Regions from separate parts of the Homo sapiens genome. Here region 1 is linked to region 2. Evidence: read pairs that join two places in POLR2A ChIA-PET (ENCODE). Cell type or tissue: OCI-LY7. All regions are shown on one strand. Each heading gives the region's core, and the rest is flanking DNA. Links, peaks and the distances in the headings are about the cores only.

Evidence for each region. ChIA-PET counts read pairs that join two places held together with the same protein. Peaks named below come from ENCODE experiments on the same cell type or tissue, not always from the same donor. Only the 100,000 strongest peaks of a DNase experiment are listed, where the experiment ranks them.
Region 1: POLR2A ChIA-PET joins it to region 2 with 5 read pairs; 6 of 35 experiments call an interaction of 5 or more read pairs at or near these places.

Annotation. Positions count from the first base shown.
Region 1 is chr4:37,893,899-37,906,611 of GRCh38, reverse strand. TBC1D1 (TBC1 domain family member 1) reads right to left here. Exons shown (of 22, transcript NM_001396959.1): 2 at 4,100-4,609. The coding sequence starts at 4,516. Among named protein-coding and RNA genes, the nearest start is that of TBC1D1, 9.2 kb to the right of the region's middle. RefSeq lists enhancers at 4,785-5,348, 6,523-7,061. In OCI-LY7, for the core only: no CTCF peak of the experiment used is centred there; no DNase peak of the experiment used is centred there.
Region 2 is chr4:37,839,676-37,852,388 of GRCh38, reverse strand. PGM2 (phosphoglucomutase 2) reads right to left here. Exons shown (of 14, transcript NM_018290.4): 5 at 12,458-12,541; 6 at 12,130-12,323; 7 at 7,836-8,025; 8 at 6,659-6,756; 9 at 5,278-5,458; 10 at 5,094-5,187; 11 at 3,738-3,867; 12 at 2,016-2,205. Among named protein-coding and RNA genes, the nearest start is that of PGM2, 19 kb to the right of the region's middle. In OCI-LY7, for the core only: no CTCF peak of the experiment used is centred there; DNase peaks (open chromatin) are centred at 5,638 and 6,978; H3K4me3 peaks cover 2,570 bases; H3K27ac peaks cover 4,108 bases.

The DNA of each region.
Region 1 (12,713 bases), core at 5,120-10,119, 53 kb before region 2:
AACATGAATCCTGCTAAAATCAAAGCAAGAAGAAACATCAAACTTATGGTGAAGTTTGGGTGGAAGAATGGTGAAATCACTGATGCTTTACAAAAAGTTTATAGGCACAATGTCCAAAGAAATCAGCAGCTTACAAATGTATAACTCATTTTAAGAAAGGATGAGGCCAGGTGTGGTGGCTCATGTTTATAATCCCAGCACTTTGGGAGGCCAAGGCAGGTGGATTACTTGAGGTCAGGAGTTCGAGACCAGCCTGGCCAACACGGTGAAACCCTGTCTCTACTAAAAATACAAAAATTAGCCAGGCACGATCATGTGTACCTGTAATCCCAGCTACTTGGTGGGCTGAGGCAGGAGAATCGCTTGAGCCCGGGAGGCAGAGGTTGCAGTGAGCCGAAATCGGGCCACTGCACTCCAACCTGGGCAACAGAACAAGACTGTGTCTCAAGCGGGGGGGAAAAGAAAAAGAAGGGACGAGACAATATTGAAGATGAAGCCTGCAGCAGCAGACCATCCAGATAATTGTTTGAGGAAAATATTCATCTTGTTCATGCCCTCATTGAAGAGGACCAACTAGCCAATATCATAGACATCTCTGCTGGTTCAGCTTACACAATCCTGGATGAAAAATTAACACTGAGCAAACGTTTTACTAGATGGGTGCCAAAACCATTGCCCTCAGATCAGCTGCAGACAAGAGCAGAGTTTCTAATGGAAATTTTAAACGGGTGGGATCAAGATCCTGAAGCATTTCTTCAAAGAATTGTAACAGGTGATGAAACATAGTTTTACCAGCGCAATCCTAAAGATCAAGACAAATTTAAGCAATGGCTACTGAGAGCAGAAGTGGTCCAGTCAAAGCGAAAGTGGACTGGTCAAGGGCAAATGGTTGCAATAGTTTTTTGGGATGCCCAAGGCATTTTGTTTGTTGACTTTCTGGAGGGCCAAAGAATGATAACATCTGTTTATCATGAGAGTGTTTTGAGAAAGTTAGCCAAAGCTTTAGCAGAAAATCGCCTGGGAAAGCTTCACCAGAGTCCTTGTCCACCATGACAATGTTCCTGCTCATTCCTCTCATCAAACAGGAGCAATTTTGCAAGAGTTTCCATGGGAAATCATTAGGCATCCACCTTACAGGCCTAATTTGGCTCCTTCTGACGTCCTTTTGCTTCTCAATTTTAAAAAATCTTTAAAGAGCGCCAATTTTTCTCCAGTTAATAATGTATAAAAGACTGTATAAACATGGTTAAATTCCCAGGACCCTCAGTTCTTTAGAGACCGACTCAATGGCTGTTAACATTGCTTACAAAAGTGTCTTGAACTTGATAAAGTTTATCTTGAGAAATAAAGCTTATGTATATATGTGTTTTTTACTTTTTAATTCAATTTTTCCACAAAATGTTTTGAAGTTTCCTCATATTCTATGGAACATACAATAGAAAACAATCTCATGGCATGCTTATAAAATTGTTCCTTTACATGCCTCTTCTCCCAAGACATTACTCAGTGAATTAATTAGATGCTGGTCAAAGGGTTTCCTCGCAAACTGTAGTTTTGTGTTTATGATGCTGGCAGTAAATGCATATGTCTTCTCTGGCAAATGCAGTTAGTGCTGACCTCATCTGTTTAGAAGAGGCCTTAACCTGGAGAATTATTTCACCCAGCAAATGTTATAAGTAGTCAAGAGAATGCTCCTACAGCAGATAATCCTTCGCTATGAGATACAGTGACATTGGTGTCCCAAGAACAGAAAATCTATCACGCTGTTAGCATCATGGCCAGTGTGATTTACTGTTCTGTTTCCAACAACAAAATCACTGATTGAGGTATATACCTATACTACAAATTATTCTTTTATTAAATGAGCAGAGTAATGACAATTTGTGTTTGCAAAAATGGTATGCAAGCCAAAAATCACTTAAGAACTAATTCATATTTCAACCATGGGTTTTTAGCATATAGAGTAAGTCCAATTCTCTACTTGGGGAAAGACTGGAAGTCCCAATTACAGAATTTGGTTATAAATCTCTTTCTCTTGTCAGGCATCCGAATGACTGGCCAGAAGCCTATTCTCAGATGGCCGTAAAAGATTTTGGGAAAGAGTCAAATGTGTAAAATGCTGAACAACGATTCCACGCACAAACTCTCCCCAAGGAAATTCAGTCCAAATACTATATAGAGCTGGACTGAGGTACAGGCTGTTCAGTCCTCTCATTTTCATTCTGGAATTTGTCCAAATAATAGGAGCCATTAAGTTATACGTGTAGTTTTTAAAATGTTCCTCAAATATGACCAGAATCTCATCTTTGAAAGCTGAAGGCACTCATCTAGGTATCATGTTTCTTTTTACCTAAGACGTGAAATGAAATTAGCATATAATCTGCCTCTAGTAAAATTTTCTTGAATGAAAATGTTTTTATGGCTATAAATGCTTACTAAGTTTCAGGTCGAGTGCTACCTCATTTAGTCTTTCCAGCAACTCTATTGGATAAATACTGTAATTATCCCCATTTAACAGATAAGAAAACAGACTCAATTGCCTGAGGCCACCCAGTTTATGGGTGCAGAAGTAGGATTAGAGTACAGGAAGTTAGTCCCTCTGAATCTCCAAGCCTGATGCTGCCGTGCCCACTTGAGATGTGTGGACAATAACATGAAATGATTTATAATATGAGAGTTTGATTCTGTGAGTGAAATGGTGGTTTTGAGCTCCATATTAGCCTTTATTTCACAAAGCCTTCTCTACCCTTTGGGTGTGTGTTAGGCTCCCTTCTCAGTCCTTCCATTATGTCCTATACATAGATCACCTGGTCCTATTCCCCACTGATGCTCCTGCCTTCCTACAAGCCTCTGCTAATATCATCTCCAACAGTACCTGCAACAGCAATTCTGAATGACTAGAAGAACCAACAAATGAACAAGCAAAAGGGCATCTACTTGATACCAAGAATATTAATTTCTAAATAAGGTCCTTACACCCTAGAGAGTACATAAAATAACCTAATGGAGTGCAGAGAGAAAACTTTAGCATTTCTATCCAGATTTTAACCTTGAAAATATGAGAAGCTTTCAAGGCTTCACTGACAGTTAACAGGTGGATTGACACTCGCATCCTCGCCCTGTACATGTGGCAGACAGCTTGAATCACATGTGACTTGGCTTGCTTGGCACCCAAAACAACGGCAAGACTCCACAGTCCATGGGGTTAGCTGTGGAGCCCTGAGCCCAACTGAGAAAGTTGCTATTTGCATTATATTTTCAATTTTATCTAAGCTAATCCTCATAAAATGGGCAAGCATCTTCAAATGAGTCCTGCCCAGAGCTACAACGAATGCTAATAACAAAGCAAGCACAAATGAACGAGGAAAGAGCAGAACTTTTACCATGTCTCACATTTTTTTTCAGCCATATCATGTGATAATAACAAGCTAATCAGATCTGACCTGAGGTTTGCGAAAGAAAAAAACACAAAGAACCCCTGATCGCATCAAAACTTAGATGCATATCCAGCGTTCTTATCAATGACCTTTGCCTAAGTGAACATTATGCCTTGGGAAACTGGCCAGTAGCATTTTTACACAGTTTACGAATGACTATATTTTTCTTAATAGGATTACAAATGTGGAGATTTAGAACTTTGCCACTCAAAGTGCAACCTGCAAAAGGGCAGCATCAGCATTTCTTGGCAGCTTGTTACAAATGCAGTCTTGGGGTCCACCCCAGACCTACTGAATCAAGATTCACATTTTAACAAGATCCCCAGGTGACTCACAAGCTCATTTCAGTTTGAGAGGCATGGCTTTAGAACATTCATCTGAAATAATGTACATCTTAACACTTCTGCTCTTAATTAGTAGTTTTAGACTGATTTCTCTTGAATTTTTGAACTCAAAAACTGATAATTTCTCGTATCTGTTTTCAAATGTGCTTTAAAACTATAAACTATCACCATAAAACAAAAATTCAGCTAAGTAATCAATTTATAACTGCAGCATTAATTCCTTATTCATTTCAGTATACTTAAAATAAATATCCTGACCCCCATACAATAAAAACCAGCCAGCCACACCTTAGTCTTTTGGATCTCCATCTCACTTACTTTTGTTTGATCATCGGCTTTGAACACATAGCAGATACTCTGCCGGTGGACAGCGTCTTCCTTAATCAGACAAGCAAAGTAACTTGGGTCATGACTGTTGTGAATCAGTTTGTGAACACGCTGAGGCTTGCACTCAAAGATGCTGGAATAGATCAGGGGATCCCACTGTTGACTTCTCCCTGGCTCAGGTTCACATCTCAGTCCAGAGGGTGAAACGCAAAGCCGGACTTGCTTGGTTACAGGTTCCTTTCTGGTGGACTGCCTGCTGAGTCTTCGCACCTCAGCCACAACCCAGGGCAGCATGGGCATGGTGGTCAGGGAATGCACAGGCAGGGAGCCCACCAGCTGCAGGCCAAAATCCACCGAGACCTCGTTAGAAAGCAGATGTTTCCTTGCTGTGAATGTTATTGGTTCCATCTTGGGAAGGGTCTGGGAACTCAGCAAAACAGTTATCACTGTTTTTCTGTTTTGGATCAAGCAATCTATTTTACACACTTCATATGCAGAAACCTGGGGGAGAAAACCAGAGGCATTAGAATTTAATGAAGTCATAGCAATAGCTACCTTCAAAGGGCTATTATTTCAGAAGAACTCAAAAGCCTGAAACCCAAATATAATAAGAGGTTCAAATAAGCTTCTCTGCCTAGAAAGAACTTTCTCAAAATTGTATTCCATATAAAACCTGGTTATGGCATAACTGTCACACTCATTACAGGTAACAAAGAGCCCACTGGGAAACTACTATGAAACACAAACCTCCTAAAGCCAACAAAGGCCCCCATGATAGAAGACGATACAGTGCTACTCTGACAGCATTAAACCTCAGTTTTAAACAACTGATCTGGGACAAGTAATATCACTTAAGATATTACTTACATTTTAAAAGACTCGCCCAGGTAGTCTAGAGGTTCTGAATCACAAATCCACCTTCCATTAACATGTCTTCAGTGCCTATTATGTTGCAAACATTGTCTTAAACACTGTTTTATTCAGTTCATGTGCTATAAGCTATCACTCCAACACCTGGCTTCTTCTCATCAACAGATATCAATGTTAGGCCAGGTGCAGTGGCTCACACCTGTAATCCCAGCACTTTGAGAGGCCAAGATAGGTGGATCACCTGAGGTCAGGAGTTTGAGACCAGCCTGGCCAACATGGTGAAACCCCGTCTCTACTAAAAATACAAAAATTAGCCTGGTGTGGTGGTAGGTGTCTGTAATCCCAGCTACTCAGGAGGCTGAGGCAGGAGAATTGCTTGAATCCAGGAGGCAGAGGCTGCAGCAAGCCAAGATTGTGCCACTGCACTCCAGTCTGGACAACAGAGTGAGACTCTTTCTGAAAACAAACAAACAAAAAACAGAAAACGCTTCTACCAAACCCAAACCCAAACTCCCTTAACTACATTTCCCTGTCTATGTTCTTTCTTCCTTTTTTTTTTTTTGAGACAGAGTCTCGCTCTGTTGCCCGGGCTGGAGTGCAGTGGCACGATCGTGGCTCACTGCAACCTCCACCCCCTGGGTTCAAGCAATTCTCCTGCCTCAGCCTTCCAAGTAGCTGGGATTACAGGCATGCACCACCACACCTGGCTAATTTTTGTATTTTTAGTAGAGATGGGGTTTCACCATGTTGGCCAGGCTGGTCTCGAACTCCTGGCCTCAAGTGATCTGCCCACCTTGGCCTCCCAAAGTGCTGGGATTATAGGCATGAGCCACAGTGCCCAGCCCTTTTCTGTTTTCAACAACCACGTTTGATGTATCCTAACGCCTTCTTGTCCTATTGGATGACAAAACCCTTTTGTTCAAAGCTGAGTTGTCTGTGGGATCTCAAGCCCTATTCTTTACTCACTTGCTCCCTGGATCTTCAGTCTCTCCTGTATCCAGCTCCCTGCCCCTGCCCCACTCCCCTAGCATATGGACAGATGCTAAGGTGAAACTCCATGAAGGCAGGCGTTGCATCTGTCTGATTCACTGCTATCTCCCTCGTGTCTGCCATAGTGCCTGACTCAAAGTAGGGACTCAATACGTATTTTAAAAGAATAACTGAGGGGCTCAATAAGTATTTTAAAAGAATAACTGAGGTCTCTCCAATCGAAAAAAAAAAAAAAAGATATTTCCTTTGATTTCAAACTTCCCTTGGCCATGGCTCTTTCTCTTCCTTCCCTCCAAGGTAAGGTCTACACTTACTGTCTCCACTTCCTATTGACCATCCATTCCTGGTTTGTAAGGCCTGGTTTGCCCTAGGGATCCACTGAAATTCTGTTAAAGTTGCCGAGGTCCTCAAGGTTGTAAAATTTAAAGGAGGCTATTTAGCCCCTGACTGCCTTGTTTGCTCTGACGAATTTCTCAATCTTGGCCACACCTTCCTTACTTTTTTTTTTTTTTCTTTTTTTTTTGAGACGGCTCCTCGCTCTGTCGCCCAGGCTGGAGTGCAGTGGCGCGATCTCGGCTCACTGCAAGCTCCGCCTCCCGGGTTCGCGCCATTCTCCCGCGTCAGCCTCCCGAGTAGCTGGGACTACAGGCGCCTGCCACCGCGCCCGGCTAATTCTTTTGTATCTTTAGTACAGACGGGGTTTCACCGTGTTAGCCAGGATGGTCTCGATCTCCTGACCTCGTGTTCCGCCCGCCTCGGCCTCCCAAAGTGCTGGGATTACAGGCTTGAGCCACCGCGCCCGGCCACACCTTCCTTCTTGAATCTCTTCTGGTTCTTATCTTACCTTTCTGGTTGTTTCTTTCCACATACTTCAAAGGCTTTTCTTCCTGTGTTTGACTTCATCCTCTCCCCTCATTTCACCTGCTGTTTTGGGCAATCTCACCTAATCTTTTGGTGTCAAGCACCACATTCTGGTGATCCTGCTGCTGATGACAGCAGCTGACTTCTATTGAGTACCACGCACTTTGCCTATGTTGTCTCATTTAACCTTTGTAACATTTATCCGCTAGAGCCCACTATGATGAACTAGGAAACTGAAGCCCGGAGAGCTTCAGTCACTTATCACAGGAGATGGGGGGCAATTTGCACTTGAGTCTAAATCCCATCCCCTTGACTGCTGCACAAGAATGCATCTACCACATACACCCTAATGGTGCCCAAGTGTTCTGCTCCCACGGAAGCCTCCTTCCTGAGTTCCAGATCCATATAGGCCATTAAATATTTCTATCTGGATAGCCTATAGGCTCCTAGGCCTGAATTTAGTTATTTTAAAGCTAACTCGGTCTCATCTCCCTCCTTCCCAGAATTTCTTTTCCCTCCTATGTGCTGTATCTAGGTGAATAGCATCACTACTCACTGAATGGCCAAGGGGTCATTCAGATCCCTTCTTCATCCTATTACTACCTCTAACTGACTTCACCAACTACTCTTTCTTTTTCGTCCTAGAGAAAAGGTGCCCCATCCTTCAATCCACCCATCGCATATTTCCTGGAGTAACTTAATCAACACAAAATTTATCATATCACACCCCTGCTAAAAATTCTCTAATAATTCCCCCATACAATCTGAAGTCTTCTACCTGGCATATAAGGTCTCTCAGGAATCTGGCTGTGTCTATATCTCCAACTTTATATTCTCCCCTAAAATGCCCTCCTTGGTGCACCTTTTAAAGGCTCTGAAGATAGAGAACTAGTTATGGTTCCCCGTTTCTCATGCCTCTGAGCCATGGTGCATACGGTTCCTCTCTCCTCAGAATATAATCCCTGCCACAAACTGCAAAGGGTCTGAGATTTTACCTTACTTGCAAACTAACACGTTAGCCCGCCACAGTTATCCTGCTGGTAGAAAACATGAGACTCCTGGGTTGGAGACGAAGGACAATTTATTACTCAGGGCAGTCACAGTAGCCAGACAGTCAGCATTTCTCTTGGTTCCCTGACCCCCAATTCCCACAGGTCAGGTGACATCTGTATCATGGTGGGTTACAGGAAAGGCAGCTGAGTTTAGGGAGCCGGAATATCTTATAGTGGGAAGTACAGGAAGCAAGCGTGTCTGCCCTTTGCTCCAGAGGAAGACTCTATTTCTATCTTCCATGACTGTTTGCTGTAGAAACATGATGGAAAAGGTAGTTTGGAACACAGGCACTCAATGCCCTGCTTACAAGGTGTGTAGAAACAGGAAGGACCCATGGAGAGTCATCTACCAACAGTCTCCATCCTTGTCTTCTATTTCCAACTAGTACTTAAGTCCTACCTCAAGCAACTACCACCTCTTTTTTCCAAGGTGTTTTAGGGCATGTATCAGCAGGCTTTTCTGCACTTTCTACCCAATCACCATATTTAAGAGTTTGAATAGGTGTCCCTCAAGAAGACCGTAAGCTTCTTGAATTCTTAAGGTTTGGGGTTTCCAAAATCAGTATTCAAATTTTAAACCTTTTCTGAACAGGAACTGAAGTCTATTCTTTTTACTCTGTGTTTTTCTGTATAATATATATGCACAATGCTAAGAGCAAATTTTTATAATATAATTTGAACATAACTCATAGCTAATTTTTTATTTCAAATGTTCAAGAAATAAAAAATAAAGCAATACTTTATTTACAGCTCAGGCATTTCATGAAAGTAAAGTCCCTGACTGTCCTTTAAAGCACAGCTTCTCCTAATAATGAAAACGGACTTGAAGTTCACATAATCCCATAAATAATGATCTCTCTTTCTCTTTATTCTCTCTCTCACAGGTGAAAATGACATTAAATGTCTGGATCGACTTCTACTCCTGTAACAGAATCTGTTTCATGTTCTAACTGTTGACAGCTGCTAATCCCAAAACATGTTTAAAGAAGTACTAGAATTATTACAAAGGATAAATCTGAGCTCTATCAATTATTTTAGATGATGCAGTTATTAATATAGTGGCAACAAGCATAGCAGAATTACTTTCAATTTCCTTCTTAGAGTATAGATGTACACAGTACCAAAAATTCAGTCATTTAAATCAGTTGATAATAATCAGTCATCAAATGAGTCCTGCCATTTCATTGACAAAACATTTCAATGCCTGAAGTTTTTGTTTTTCAACCAGCTGTAGCATGTTCTTAGCTTCTCTGTAAAAAGTAGATTAGACCTTAGCACTGTTCATAAACTATCAAATAATAAGTTCTACATCCAACATAGCCATAATTATTTATAAGCAATTCAGATTCTGCTAATATAAGATTCAGGGTAACTTAGATCAGGTGAATATCTACATTACTTGTCAATAAAAACTTCCATAACAGAGATAAACTATGCAAATAATATTAGGGATTTGGTTTAAAAGTAACTGCAATTTTTGCCATTAAAAGGAATGGCAAAAACTGCAATTATTTCTGCACCAGTTTAATACTAACAAACCATTTGATTATTTTTTAAAGCCATCTCAATCCATGTTATTTGCACTCAACCTTTGACCATTCTTTAAGCCCCAAATAGAACCTCATATTCCAAGGAGAACTCTTATGTTTCATACCCTCAGCAAGAAATACTGTGATTCCAATAAGCTTCTAGTAACGTTCTTGTTAGTAGAGTTGTCTGTGTACACGCCCTATCCCTCTACAGCAAACCTGTGTATTCTGCACAACTCCCACCTAGCACAGTCTTTAAACATAGTAGCTACCCAAGACACAAAGATGTCCTTTATTAGAACAGTTTCAATAATCTTGTTAATGTGTCCTGCTATGCTACATATCTCTGGCAGCATACACTTAGAATCATAAAATTTTAAAGCTAACAAGCTCCTTTTAAGCCATTTAGAAATTTCCCTAATATTTGAAATGAGGCAACTAGATTCTGGAAAAGTTAAGTGGCTTGTCCAAATTTAGTGACAGAATTGGGACAATCCAAGTCCCTGACTCCCATCCAAGTGCTGCAGAGAACCCCAACTTCCTCATGAAAACACTTTCAAGTGTGAAGTTGAAAAAGCAAGTTACTCAGCTTCTCCAAATATTGTTTGTTCTTATAAGAGAATGGAACAAGATCATCCCCAAGTTTTCTTCCATCTCTAAAATCTGGTAAATCTTATTTTCATAATGTATAATACCAAATGTCCCCAACATTGTGTGGGGATGGAAAGCTGCTCCCTTCTTCCCTTAAAGAACAAAAATGTGGGGGAGGTACATGAAGAAAGGATGGGAATTATTGATCAGGAAGTGAGAGAAGCAAGGGTAGGTATTAGTAAGCTGCTTATTGGGAACCCCCTTTGTTCCCAGCCCCCTCCACTCCTTCACAGCAAACTACAGAGAGCAGGATGGGGACTTTACAGTAACTGACAGTACAACAGCCTCTGCAGCTTCAGCCCTCACCTCCTCAGAATGCTGGTGGGAGTGGGTAGGGAGAGAAGAAAGGATGAATGGAGGGGTGCTAGTGGCCTCTAGCTCTAGGTCAGATTAGGAACCGGCCAATATTGATTGGCTGTTGGGGACCCCAGAATGGACAGGAAGTCCCCAGGCAGCTACTCATATTGCTCTGTGAATCAATGGTTTAATTTCTCTGTTCTTTACGCCAGATGGAGTGAGCATGCACCTGAACAGAATTATACTGCAACCTGAAGTACTCTAATCCCATGCAGTAGGCTCACTGACTTGGCTACACTCTTCATCCACTTCCTCCACAGGATTCCACCCCAACGGGAGCAGTGTGTTCCTCACCCAGGAATCCCACAGGGAGCAACAACCCTTGGAGTAGAGGCTGTTTCACCATTGCATGGAGCTCCTGAAACCAGTGGTTCTAAATGTTTTCATCATCAAGGATGCTTTAGTACTGGGGTGTGCCTTTCTAATTTGACATGTAAAGTAATGATGCTTTTGAATGACTTCTTTCTCATATAAATTATTATTATTATTTGAGACAGAATCTCACTCTGTCACCCAGGCTGTAGTGCAGTGGCGTGATCTCAGCTCACTGCATCCTCCGCCCCCTGGGTTCAAACAATTCTTCTGCCTCAGCCTCCCCAGAAGCTGGGATTACAGGTGTGTGCTACCATGCCCGGCTGATCTTTGTATTTTTGGTAGAGATGAGATTTCGTCATGTTTGCCAGGCTGGTCTCCAACTCCTGACCTCAAGTGATCTGCCAGCCTCGGCCTCCCAAAGTGCTGGGATTACAGGCACGAGTCATATAAATTAGAGCCAACTCAAGGCTAGTCCTTTAGAATGGCACTGTCACTTCTTATACTCTTCATTGCACAGGAAAAAGGGTGGGAAATGGGCGAGTGTCCTAGCTGGCCCTCAGAGATTATGTATAACCCTCCTACCTGCAGTGTTCCTTTAAGTTATTCTGCTAAAAGTAAAAAGAATAGTTACCAACACATTATCATAGTGTGTTTATTAACTGATTTAACTTACAAAACGTTGGACAATAAAGGAATATTATCATTGAATAGTGGCACAGAAAAGTGAGGTCACCTGCCCAAGGCCATACTATAAGAAGTGGCAGAATCGGGATTTGAACCCAGGCCCTTTGGCTCCAGAGTTTGCTTGCTCTTAACCACTTTGCTAGAGCAATATCTGTTGACCACCTACCACTTCATGGACATTTTACATTCATGATCTTCTGTACGTTCACAAAGCTGAGAAGTAGGTTTTGTCATGCTCATTTTACCAAAGGGTTCCCTCACTAATAAATTGTGAAGGTGGCATTTGAATCTATATCTGTCTTATCTACAAACTTCTGTTGTTTCTCACAGATGATATCCAAAGATCCCATAGATCTTTAGATGGGAATAACCCTCAAATATCTTTCTAGTGGATTAGCTGGGTTGGTCTATCTAAATTTTGCTTGGCCTCAGCAATCCAAACCTAACATCAAAATTATACTCTAAAAGTATAAAATAAATAAACATAATAATAGCAATAAATAATATTGAGTGCTCACTGTGTACCAGGCACTGTTCTAAGCACTTTGCATGTATAAATTCACTAATTCTGGCAACAAACCTATAGGGCTTACCTAATTCAGAGGTTTAGATTTGCTGATTATATAAAATGTGCTGATAAATACACGCATTGTCTTTTGAAGAGAAAAATAGCTGTTGCTCATCTCAAAGGAGACAGGCACACTCAAAATTAAATGCCTCTTTGTTGGTTCTAAAATGTATTTCCTACATTCTGCACAGCTTCATAAAAACCTACATATCAAGAGTTTTTCAGTTGGCCCAAATATGACACATCTTTTTCTAAACATCTGAAATCTGAAAAGGGACACATTGCCCCTGCATCTAAGACCTCATCAAATGGAACTTTTGGCTTAGAAATGTCAAAAACTGGTCGGGCGCCGTGGCTCACACCTGTAATCCCAGCACTTTGGGAGGCCAAGGCGGGTGGATCACAAGGTCGGGAGTTCAAGACCAGCCTGGCCAAGATGGTGAAACCTCGCCTCTACTAAAAACACAAAATTTAGCCGGCCGTGGTAGAGCACGCCTGTAGTCCCAGCTACTTGGGAGGCTGAGGCAGGAGAATCACTTGAACCCAGGAGGCGGAGGTTGCAGTGAGCTGAGATCACGCCACTGCACTCCAGCCTGGGTGACACAGCAAGACTCCTTTCAAAAAAAAAAAAAAAAGTCAAAAACCTTGAAGCATGAAAACCTTCATGTCTTTCGTGAAGAATCTGGTCTAAAGATATTTTTTATTGGAATGTGGTGTTGGAAAGGAAG
Region 2 (12,713 bases), core at 4,277-9,276:
GCCATTGGACATGGACCAGGAAAACCCTACTGAGAGGCATTTGAAGGATTTGGGAAAAACTGCTGACAGGACATAGAAATCCAGGCAAATGGAAGAACAAAGCAACTATTACTACATGAATTAAGGCAGGCGCAGTAGCTTACGCCTGTAATCCCAGTACTTTGGGAGGCTAAGGCAGGAGGATCACTTGAGACCTGCCTGGGAAACCTAGGGAGAGACTCGTCCCTCCAAAAAAAAAAAAAAAAAAAAAAAAAAGAGCTGGGCATGATGGCATACCCTTGGTCCTAGCTACTCAGGAGGGTGAGGTGGGAGGATCACTTGAACCTGGGAGGTCAAAGCTACAGGGAGCTGTGATCATGCCATTCACTCCAGCCTAAGTGACTAAGTCACACAGCAAGACCCTGTCTCCAAAAAAAAAGAAAACAAACAAACAAAAGGTACAGGAAATACAATTCTCTATACAAATTAGGGAAACCTAATCAAAATACACTACTTAGCTAGCAGGCAACAGCAGTTACTAGTCATAATAACAAAAGCACGGAATCTGATTTAACCAAAAGCTGTGGCATAAACGTACTGTGAGGATGGGGAGAAGAGAATTATTGAATGTAGAAAGCGTAAGAACTAAATCTTTATCTCAAAAATAGAAAGTCAACAAATTGTAAAACTGGTATATCAAAACATCACTATATGAGCACATGATTTACAAATCTAGTCTTGGTGACATGGCAATGAGGTGGCAGGGGTGGGACTGCCACGTTTCATCGTAAGCGTTTTCATACTATTTCTATTTTAAAAATATGCTGTGTGCAGATGAAAATGAAAAATAGAACAAAGAAAATATCAAAGAACGTGCCTAACATCTCATAAGGATATTCTTAACTTTCCTCCCCCAACCCCAACATAGAAAGCAACACTCTTCTGCTACCTTTGTGTCTTCTTTTGTCTCCAGTGAAAGATCTGCTTGGTGTAAAGAATGCAAACTCAGGCTTTACAGCCAACAGCTCCAATACACTCAGAGAACAGAGTACACTAACTAGAAAACAAACAGTGGTTCTCAAAGTGAGGACCAGTTGCATCAGTACCACCTGGGACCTTGTTAGAAATGAACATTTTTGGCTCCTACCCCAGACCTACTGAATCGGAAAGTCCAGGTGTGGGCTCCAGCACTCTGTTTCCCCAGCCTTCTTGGTTACTGATGCTCCTGCAAGTGTGAGAACTCCTGACAGGGAGAGAATGCTGGATCCTGAGATAGAAAACCCAGATTCTCCCTGGACCACCACCAACTAAGCTCTGTGTCCACAGACAGGTTCCACACTTCTGATCACTTATTGCCTAAGGTGCGAAATGACCACACAGGCTTTGATGACTAGTTCCTCTTTTTTTTTTTTTTTTTTTGAGATGAAGTCTTGCTCTGTCACCCAGGCTAGAGTGTAGTGGTGCAATCTCAGCTCACTGCAACTTCTGCCTCCTGGGTTCAAGCAGTTCTCCTGCTTCACGCTCCTGAGTAGCTGGGATTATAGGTATGAGCCACCACACCTGGCTAATTTTTGTATTTTTAGTAGAGATGGGGTTTCACCATGTTGGCCAGGCTGGTCTTGAACTCCTGACCTCAAGTGATCCACCTGCCTCGGCCTCCCAAAGTGCTGGGATTACAGGTGTGAGCCACCGCTCCCAGCCTAGTAGAGTCTCTTTCAGTTCTAGCCTGCGGTTTTTAACTTACCACGCCCAGCTAATTTTTGTATTTTTTAATAGAGACCGGGTTTTGCCGTGTTGGCCAGGCTGGTCTCGAACTCCTGATCTCAAGTGATTTGCCCACCTCAACCTCCCAAAGTGCTGGAATTATAGGCATGAGCCACCACATCCGGCTTCCATATATTTTTTATAGCTTATTTATAATCACGCCTAAGTGCCTAAAATCAGCTTCAATTAATTGTATGGTTAAATAATTTATTCAAATTATTTTAAAAGGTAAATAGAAAAGAGGTTAGTTGAAAAGAGAAGACATTACTTACAGCTTTTTTATCAGGTTGGCTATCATCATAGCCAGTTGTAAGGTCCCTAATGGCAGAAATTTCAAATTTGCCACAAGCTTTTGGATAATTATTTTTTCCATCGTAGTTTCTGAGGTTTTCAAATAATTTCTTAATGGTTTCTTGATCATGGCAGATAAAATAGGAAGCTTTAGTAATATGGTAGCCATACCTATCAAACAAATACAAATTCATGCACATGAGGAACAAATAATTTTGTAGGGTGGACACAGAACATGTACCAACCAGTGTATTCTAAAATAAATATGGCTGGGTGTGGTGGGTCACGCCTGTAATCCCAGCACTTTGTGAGGCCGAGGCGGGCAGATCACCTGAGGTCAGGAGTATGAGACCAACCTGGCCAACATTGAGAAACCTCGTCTTTACTAAAAATACAAAAATTAGCCGGGTATGGTGACAGGCACCTGTAGTCCCAGCTACTCCAGAGGGCTGCAGCAGGAGAATCGCTTGAACCCAGGAGGTGGAGGATTCAGTGAGCCAAGATTGTGCCATTGCACTCTAGCCTGGGCAACGAGAGACTCCATCTCAAAAAATAAAATAAAATAAAATAAATAATAAAATAAATGTAACAGCCAAAACTGACGCCAAAGGAATAATTTTTAAAAGACCATTAAAACAGAGGTCTAGGCCAGGCACAGTGGCTCACGCCTGTAATCCCAGCACTTTGGGAGGCCAAGGTGGGTGGATCACCTGAGGTTAGGCGTTTGAGACCAGCCTGGCCAATATGGTGAAACCCCTAACTCTACTAAAAGTACAAAAATCAGCCAGGTGTGGGGACACCTATAATCCCAGTTACCCGGGAGGCTGAGGTAGGAGAATTGCTTGAACCCAGGAGGCAGAGGTTGCAGTAAGCCGAGATCACACCACTGCACTCCAGCCTGGTGACAGAGCAAGACCCCGTCTCAAAAAAAAAAAAAAAAAAAAAAAAAAGAGGTCCAACAATCTACCCCAGGGATCACCAAATGACTGCCTGGTCTTCCGCCTGCATTTGCACAGAGAGCCAGGTCACACGCATTTCTGTATTCTCTTTGGATGCTTACGCACTACACTGGCAAGGCAGAGTTGAGTAAGTGCTACAAAAAAATGAATAGATGTATTATGAAGACATTCAATCTTTTTTGATACTGGACACTTAAAATCACATTCTTTCATGTTGTCATTTGTTAAGAATTAATGCGATCGGGAATAGTAATTACTAACTTGTTACATATCAAAAGGAAAAGGTGATCTCTTTAGTTTTTTTAAATTTTTTTTTTTTTTTTTTGAGACAGAGTTTAGCTCTTGTCACCCAGGCTGGAGTGCAATGGCGCGATCTCGGCTCACTGCAACCTCTGCCTCCCAGGTTCAAGCAATTCTCCTGCCTCAGCCTCCTGAGTAGCTGGGATTACAGGTGCCCACCACCATAACCAGCTAATTTTTGTATGTTTAGTGGAGACGGGGTTTCACCATGTTGGACAGGCTGGTCTCGAACTCCTGACCTCAGGTGATCCACCCGCCTCAGCCTCCCAAAGTGCTGGGATTACAGGCATGAGCCACTGTGCCCAGCCTTATTTAATTTTTATAAGAAATAGAATTCATCACCAAAATAAGAGCATTAGAAAGGATATTAGTATCTCATGCATAAGTATATAATAGAACATTTCAAAATATTATTTCAATCCAACAGAGTCAATAACAACTTACTCCACATAAATGGCCTTTAGTTGCTGAGACAAAGACAAATTCTTGGTTGCTAGGAAGCTAGCCAACTCTGCACTTATGACAGCGGCACTGACTCCATCTTTGTCCAGAACAAAAGGGCAGCACATGTATCCTGCAGAAACACACGTCATACATACATCTATACAATACTGTGTCAAACCACATATGAGTATGAATCCTGGCTATTGCATATTAGAGGTTGTACAGTGTTGCGTGTATGCACATTTCTCATTAATACCTTATGTTTAGGAATTTAGCCCAGTGCCTAGCCCATAGCAGGCCTTCAAGAAGTATTTGCTGAAGAACCTGCAAGATTTTCCCTCCTGGCCACATGGTGCTCAATCACTAGAGTCATGAAACTCCTTCCAGCTCATGAAATTGTTTCTAATTGTCCTAGTCAATACATATCTCTTTCTTCTCTGAATCCCAATAGTATTTGTTAGTTACATTATTCATTTTGACATCTGGCCTCTACTCTTGTGTGTGATTACTTAACTAAATCTATCTAAGCTGCTGTAGGCTAAGGTCAGTGCCATCCATTTCTTTTAGAGTCACTGAGTAATAGACATGCAATTAATACTTGATAAATGAAAGAAAATCTTTCTTAAAATAAAAAGCTACGGAAAGACAAGTCTGCCAAATCTGACAATAAAAGAGCAGAACCTGAGCGATTATGCTTTGATTAGTTAAATCATGTGTTAGTGTTGCAGAGAATATACAAATGAATATAAATAAATCTAATGCATAATAGTTTTTACTAAATTAATAGCTAAAAGCGTTTGGTACAATGTGAGTTTCAAATTTCTATAGCTAGTTCTCCTTTCTGTTCATTTATATTGACAGTTTAGGACAAGGGTTTTTCTGTCATTCTGGCTGGACCTGGGTCATCCTTTTGGGTGAGTATCATTCTGATGACAGCAGCAAACCATGCCTTCCTTCTCCTTTCCTCTGGCTAGACCGTAGCATAGATCCTCATTAGCACTTTTGGAGGAGGAGGGACATTAAATACCACAGTGTTTAGGCCTGGATATTAACCACCACAGTGGAGGAAACATCACAACTCCCAAAATACATGTACCGGCAGCCAAGCATACAATGTCACTGTTTTGAGTCATCCAGGCAAAGGATTCTGACATGAATGACTTAGTTGTTTTTAAGACATTCCTTTTGGCTGTAAATCATCTGAGATGTCAATTTTGGAGTAGGACAGTTCGACATTCAACCTGAGTGCTGGAGAGGCAAAATAAACCGTGTTTCACTGTGGATCTTTGAATCCCAATCCAAACCTTTTCCTTTTGCCTTGCAGCCAATTCCTTAATGTTCATGATCACTTCTTACCAATAGCTTCTTCAAATGCAAATAAAACAGTTTTCCCCTGGTCTATTAGCTGTTTGGCTCTGTTTCCCATCCACTTAAAGCCAGTTAATGTTTCCTAAAGGGATAATCCAAAAGAGAAAGACATGCCTTAGATCTTCTACAGAGCAGATGAAAGGAAAATGAGTGAGTCCCAGAAACACCCTACCTCAAAATGAAAACCTTCCTTTAAGGCAATGGCCCGCAAGATTTTGGAGGAGACGGTGCTGGACAACATGTACGTGTCTTTGAGAGCACTGCGATCCTGGTTCTTCTCTTTCCAAGATGTAAAAAGCCACCAGCCCAGGAGGGCCCCCAACTCATTGCCTGAAAACACCCTCCATTCACCACTGAAAGAAAAAAAAAACAACAACCACCATTCATTTCCATAATCTTAAGGAAGACTCTAAAGTGTCATGGGGATAAAACAATTTAGCAAACAAAGCATCTAAGTATTTTCTGCAAGGCTGTTCTTGTTATTCATCATCTTTAAATAACTGGTCAGAAATGTAACTGCCATTTTACAAACATCTGAGCAGCTACCATATATATCAGCCAGTTTGCCTGAACAGACATCCTGTCTTTGAAGACTGTATAAAATAAGTATGTCACACATGACACACAATGGCTCTATATTAATCTTTGGCAAAGCCTTTGGTTTTAAATATAACAAATATGCTGGCAAGATCCCCCATATATAGAGTAAGTTTTGCTATCTCAATTTCTGGACTGGTCAGTATTGCTGATTCTGAGAGGGGACAGCTCAGTACCCCTTAAGATCAAGCTCAGTCCTAAATGGTCAGAACATCAGAGAAAAGATGTGTAATTTCTGCTTCTCTTGGCAGTCCAGATGGCTAGAAGTAAATCTCACCTATCAGGACGTATCATCTTAGCTTAACTTTCTCAACACTGATATAGAATGGAACCTGTTTTATCACAATCTGAAAACCCTACCATTTCAGCAGCAGCACCCTCCTGCCCCCAAAACATCACATAGGCTACCTGACGCCCAAAATTGCTTGGGCCCTGCCTACCTTTCAACTTTAGCCCCACGTACTTACTTCTCCTTTGTACAAACTCTCTGGTCAGACTTGTCTTAAACACTGTGCCGATACCCCACAGGAATTCCTCCCTGGTCTGTCCAAACTAAATTCAGCATCTCCTTGAAGGTACTGCTCCCTCCTAAACCCCTCAGCAAATACTGAAGCATACAGCTAGCACCAAAGTGCTTTACCCTCATTAGACACTGAGACATTACTTATAAAAAGATCAATTACAAAATGAGAAGTTCCCAAATAGGAGTTTCAATTTGAAATATATACTGGGTTGATTTACTCTGCATTATGCTTGCCAATCACGTAACCTCCCCCCACACTAGATCTCTATCTTGCTCTCCATTAGAAGACTCTACAGGAGGTTCAGTGAAATGATCATTTGCAAAATAAATGGGAAATGTTTCCAAATAGGTCCCGTCTCCCCAGAAACATTTTACCAATGAAGAGATCATCCTTTATATGTTCTATAATATAGGTAATCACAATTAATTTTACCTGTCTTGCTTTTCTGCCACAGCAAGTCTATCAGCATCCGGGTCGTTAGCTAAAACAATTCTGGCCTTGGTTTTGTCAGCCAAAGCAAAAGACAAAGTCTGAAGAAGAATATGAAAATAAAAGATTATTTAATCAAGAATCGAGCATATGATAGTCTTTAAAAACATTCAGTTCCTTAAGAACTCAAGAGGTCTTTCCCCTCTTAGAAAGATAATATAGGACCAACCAAGACAGCTCCAGAAGTGAAATTTAGCAAACAAAAGCTGCAGCTGGTCTTGGTTGGTCACATAGTATCTTCCTAAGTCAGAGGTCAGATAATGGGAGCATCGGTGTGTGACCCAAGCCTACCAGTGTGCCTGCTGCACATGCGCCAGTAGGTCTGTGGTTGGACTGGTATTTCGGGGCATTGCTGTGTGATCAGCCTCACAAATAAAACAAAATAAACTGATTCTCTGAATGCCACTGCTACCCCAACCTTTAAAAATGTTACAGAAACCATAATGTAAGCAACACTTCATATCAGAAAAATGACAAGAAATAAAAATCATAACCTGCTAAAGTTTCACTCTATTACTGCTTCTTTTTGGCATTAAGGAGACACGGCAAATTAAATTAAATTAAATTAACTGAATTTGAAGCACCATTTAGAGCTCAGTTCTCATATCCTGATCCTGGGGTGTTTAATTTGAAAGATCCTTTAAGAAATTAATGACTAACAAATATACATACTTCTTGTTTTTTTTTTTTTTTTTTTTGAGACAAAGTCTCGCTCTGTCACCCTGTCACCCAGGCTGGAGTGCAGTGGTGCAATCTCAGCTCACTGCAACCTCCATCTCTCAGGTTCAAACAATTCTAGCGCCTCAGCCTCCCAAGTGGCTGGGATTACAGGCATGTACCACCACACCCAGCTAATTTTTGTATTTTTAGTAGAGACAGGGTTTTGCCATGTTGGCCAGGCTGTTCTCGAACACCTGACCTCAAGTGATCTGCCTGCCTTGGTCTCCCAAAGTGCTGGGATTACAGACATGAGACGCTGCACCCAGCCAAACATACATATTTCCATGCTGAAATTAGTTTTTCTTCAGCACAATGAAAACACATAAAAATGTATTTTACTTGACAGTAATAGTTTTGAATATAAAAGCAGATTTCATAATTTAAAAAAAAATTAGGTTACCAAGACACCTTTCCCCTCTTCGGGATTCGGGTATTTCACTGTTGGAAACTCAGGATCCGGATCTTTCTGTTCAGGAACAGCCTCAGGAGGAACAAGGTCAAAAGCCTTGAAAGCTGACTGCACAAAGCTATGACCCACCCCATGGACAGAGGTGTGCACAAACTTCACCTTTGTCTCCCTGTTCACGCTCCTAGAATCAGATACACAGTGGAAAATGATACAAGGCAGAAACAGGGCTCTCAAAACTGCAAGGTTTGCAAGAATGCACAAGACAACTGAACATCTTTCTAATTCCATTTCAGAAAAACAAAACGTATCCATTCTCTCCCAGATATATATATTCCTTCCCTCAACATACTCAAGTTTTAAATTCTACTCTGTAGTTATTTTCAGCAAATCTGATTATTTCAGGTTTTGTTTTATGCATCCCATCTAGAGTGAGATACAAAGAAGAACCTCAAGCTCATGTTCCCACACGAGACTCACTGCTGGCCTGACAGGTGCCCTGACAGTGCTACAGCCAGCCCGGGACAGTTCCAGGGCTCCACACACCCACACATCCCCAAAGCGACAGGTTCCCAAATGTCTTTTATCAGCTTCAGAAATGATTTTCAAAATGTCCTTTTTAACAAAATGTGTTGGGTTATCCCATACATAAAGATATAAAAAATAAAACTTTTACTTTGGGAGGCCGAGGCAGGTGGATCGTGTGAGGTCAGGAGTTCAAAACCAGCCTGACCAACACAGAGAAACCCCATCTCTACTAAAAATACAAAATTAGCTGGGCATGGTGGTGCATGCCTGTAATCCCAGATACTTGGGAGGCTGAGGCAAGAGAATCGCTTGAACCTGGGAGGTGGAGGTTGCAGTGAGCCGAGATTGTGCCACTGCATTCCAACCTGGGCAACAAGAGCGAAACTCCGTCTCAGGAAAAAAAAAAAAATAATAATAATAAATAAATAAAACTTTTTGTTTGCCAAGTAACAATCCTGTTTGATACCATGCCATGACTTAGGGACTTTATACAGACTAACAACAGATACCAAAATTAACAGGAGAAGTTACAGAAAAATAAAAGGCTTTAAAAACTTCCAGTGCTCTGATGGCTGGAATCTTAGGTTATTATCCATTTCTTTTGGGAATGAATAAATGAACAAGGTCTTATCTAAGAGAATTGTGGTTTAAAACAAGCATACCCTGAAAATAAAATGCATCTTGGAAAATAAATATGTAAGATTAGGGAAGAAAAATCTGGAAAAACAACTCTCTTGGATTTTAAAATACATAATAAACCTACAGTAATTAAAACAGCTTGGTACTAGACATAAAAAGGCAGATTAAAGGAACAGAATAGAGAGTTCAGAAGTTGATCTAATTTGAAATGGGAGATGAACACAGAAGTAATAATGCTGAGTGGTTAACACGCTCTGGAGTCAGACTCTGAATTTAAATCCTGGAGCTTTGCCATCTATAAGCTGTGTGACTGCTGGCTATTAACCACTCTTCCTTGTAGTTTTTTCATCTATAACATGCATGATAATATACCAGAATTTACTGGCATTACTCTGAGGATTAAATGAAATTACATGTTGACCGGGCACAGTGGCTCACTCCTCTAATCCTAGCACTTTGGGAGGCCGAGGCGGGTGGATTGCTTGAGCTCAGGAATACGAGACCAGCCTGGGCAACATGGTGAAACCCTATCTCTACAAAAAAATACAAAAAATTAGCAGAGCATGGTGGTGCACACCTGCAGTACCAGCTACTCAGAGGGCTGAGGCAGGAGCATTCCCTGAATCTGGGAGGTCAAGGCCGCAGTGAGCCAAGATCATGCCACTGCACTGCAGCCTGGGTGACAATGTGAGAACCTGTCTCAAAAAAAAAAGAAAAAAAATGACATGTGAAGGGCCTCCAGCAGTTATCTGATATATAATAAGCACTTGATTAATGTTAGAAATTGTTGCATAAAGGTGACCTTTCCAATTAGTCAAAAAAGAAAAAAAAGAAAGATTCTTCCATTGATGTTGGTACAACTGCAAACCTTTTAGAAAAAAATCTAATCTGCTTTCCTACTTCATGCCCCATATAAAATTAAAAATCACTAATGAAACAAAAGATTTAAATATTATAAAACACAAACATGATAGTTCTAGAGAAAGAACAAGGGAAATATTTTGCTATTACTTTAATAATTTTGCTATAGAGCATGTCTTCCTAAGCATGACATAAAACCCAGAAGCTATAAAATAAGACTAATAAATATTATACAGATTTTTAAACAGTTCAGCAAACAGTTTCAATAGAAAATTCCAAAGACAACAGAAAACATCTAAAAAATATATTTTATATATATAGTATATGCATATATGTATATATAATATGTATATATGTATATATATTATAAACAAAGATGTTTATAAATATAAAAGGTGAACAAACACATAGAAAATATAGGTTAATTAAAGAATACAAATAAAAGTGAGCTATTACTTTCAACTAGCAAATCAGGAAAAATGAGAAATTGGATCACAGAGCAGGAGGAAATGTAGGTATCATATGCTGTCAACATCTACTGTTGGTGGGAGCACCAACTGGTATATTTTTGGAGGTCAATTTGCTAAGCACTATCAACTTTGTGAATGCACATACAATTTTGATGCCAGAAAGTTACCTTACGGATACACATGCGCACACACATGCACGTGCATGCACGCGCGCACACACCCACACACATACTCAAGCAACTGTGCACAAGGGGAGTTAACTCCCAAGCTACCTGGAGTGGAAAAGCAGAAATGCCTCATTCTTCGTGAAGTTAAATCAGAGGGGCAGAGGGAAAGTTCACAGACGTATTTTGTCTGGACTACACACCATTGGAAAAAATGGTCCAACACGTAGGAATTAGGAGATTTCACACACAAAATCCAGGTTTCCAGTTATTTTGGGAAGAGGAGAACTCAGATGATCTGGCAACTGGGACCTATATTTTCATGTGGGCAACACTCAGCTGGCACGGCTGCTCCCTTCAGGCAGGACTGGGCTTTCATACTCTGCACTGGAGTGGGCACCATCAGCTGATCCAACAAATACAGTATCAAAGACAAACCTACAAGTTCAGTTTCTTTGAATCAGTGGTTTCTTGCTAGGGGGACAATCAGGAGGGGTGGGACCTACAGCATACTCAAGCAGACACTACTGTCACTCTGCTACACCTCTTCCTACCTGATGGTAAGGACTGAGTCTGTGTCACTGAGTTAAATACACCGGTGCAGCAGCCTTTAAGACAGAAAGTCAGGACTAATAGGGACTAACACAGGAAGGTGTCCATGACAAATTAATTGGGGGGAAAAGTGCACAGAACAAACCACACACACACACACACACACACACACACAAATATTCCTATTTATGGTTTTGAAGTATATTATACATATACAAACACACACACACACATATATATATATATATATATATATATATACGCTTGCATATGCACAGAAAATTTTTGGAAAGATAGAAAAATACCAGTGTTTGCTATTCAAGACTTTTGAGCAAGTTTTAAAAACATACATATATATATATATATATACACACACACACACACACTTACATGTATGAATATGTATGAATCACATACATGTATGGAATCTATAACAGGTCAGCAAACTATGGCCTATGGGCAAGCCACCCACTTCTGTCTGCACTCCTTCGCCGACATTTCATCTATGATGGCTTTTGTACTAAAACAGCAGAGTTGAGTAGCTGAGAAAGAGTCTGTGTGGACCTCAAAGCCAAAAATATTTACTATCTGTCCCTTTAAGAAAAGTTTGCCAAGGCTTGATCTACAGCCTCTAAAATCAGATGCAGCTGGGTGGGCGTGGTGGCTCATACCTGTAATCTCAGCACTTTGGGAGGCCAAGGTGGGTGGATCACTTGAGGCCAGGAGTTCAAGACTAGCCTGGCCAACATGCCAACACCTTGTCTCTACTAAAAATACAAAAAAATTAGCTGGGTGCAGTGGCTCACGCCTGTGATACCAGCTACTTGGGAGGCTGAGGCACAAGAATCGCTTGAACCCAGAAGGCAGAGGTTGTAGTGAGCCAAATCGTGCCACTGCACTCCAGCCTGGGTGACACAGTGAGACCCTGTCTCAAAATAAGTAAATAAAATAAAATAAAATCAGATGCAGCTGTAGTACATGAGCAAATTAAAGAGAAAAACTTCACAAACACTAATAGAATTTGGCTGAATCACATTAACTCACTTAAGGTCAGTGAAGACACAATTCATTTACCTGTGGAAACAGTACTTTTTAAGGTCTTCAAAGTAGTCATTATTGATGGAAGCACTCGGATTGTGGAGAAGTGGACTGCTATCAATTAAAGAATCGTCCCAAGCTTGAGGCCACGGTTCTAGATTTTCTTCAATAGCTTGAGAAATCCCTTTATCGTGAGGAGAAATGATCTGAGCTCCATTATCCCAATAGACCTAGAGGACCCAGGAACACATTCAGAAGGTTTACAGTTAATGGAAATAAGGCACCTATTACCTATGGTCCCAAAAATTACAGATACAGGATTCCTACAGAAGGATGTACGTGTGGAGTAGAAAAAGGAAAATACCTTATAACCATTATCCTGCTTTGGATTGTGAGATGCAGTTATCATGATTCCAGCACAAAGTTTCAAATGTGATACTGTGAAGGGCTGTAACATAGCAGGAAACAAGAACAAACAGTTTTTAACGAAAATAACCAGATATTCTTAAAATGTCTATTTTATACTGTTCATGCCAACTTGCTCCCTTTTAATAAACATAATATATAAATAGCATAATATTTTTGAGCCACACCCCAGCAGTATGCAATTACCCTTAGAA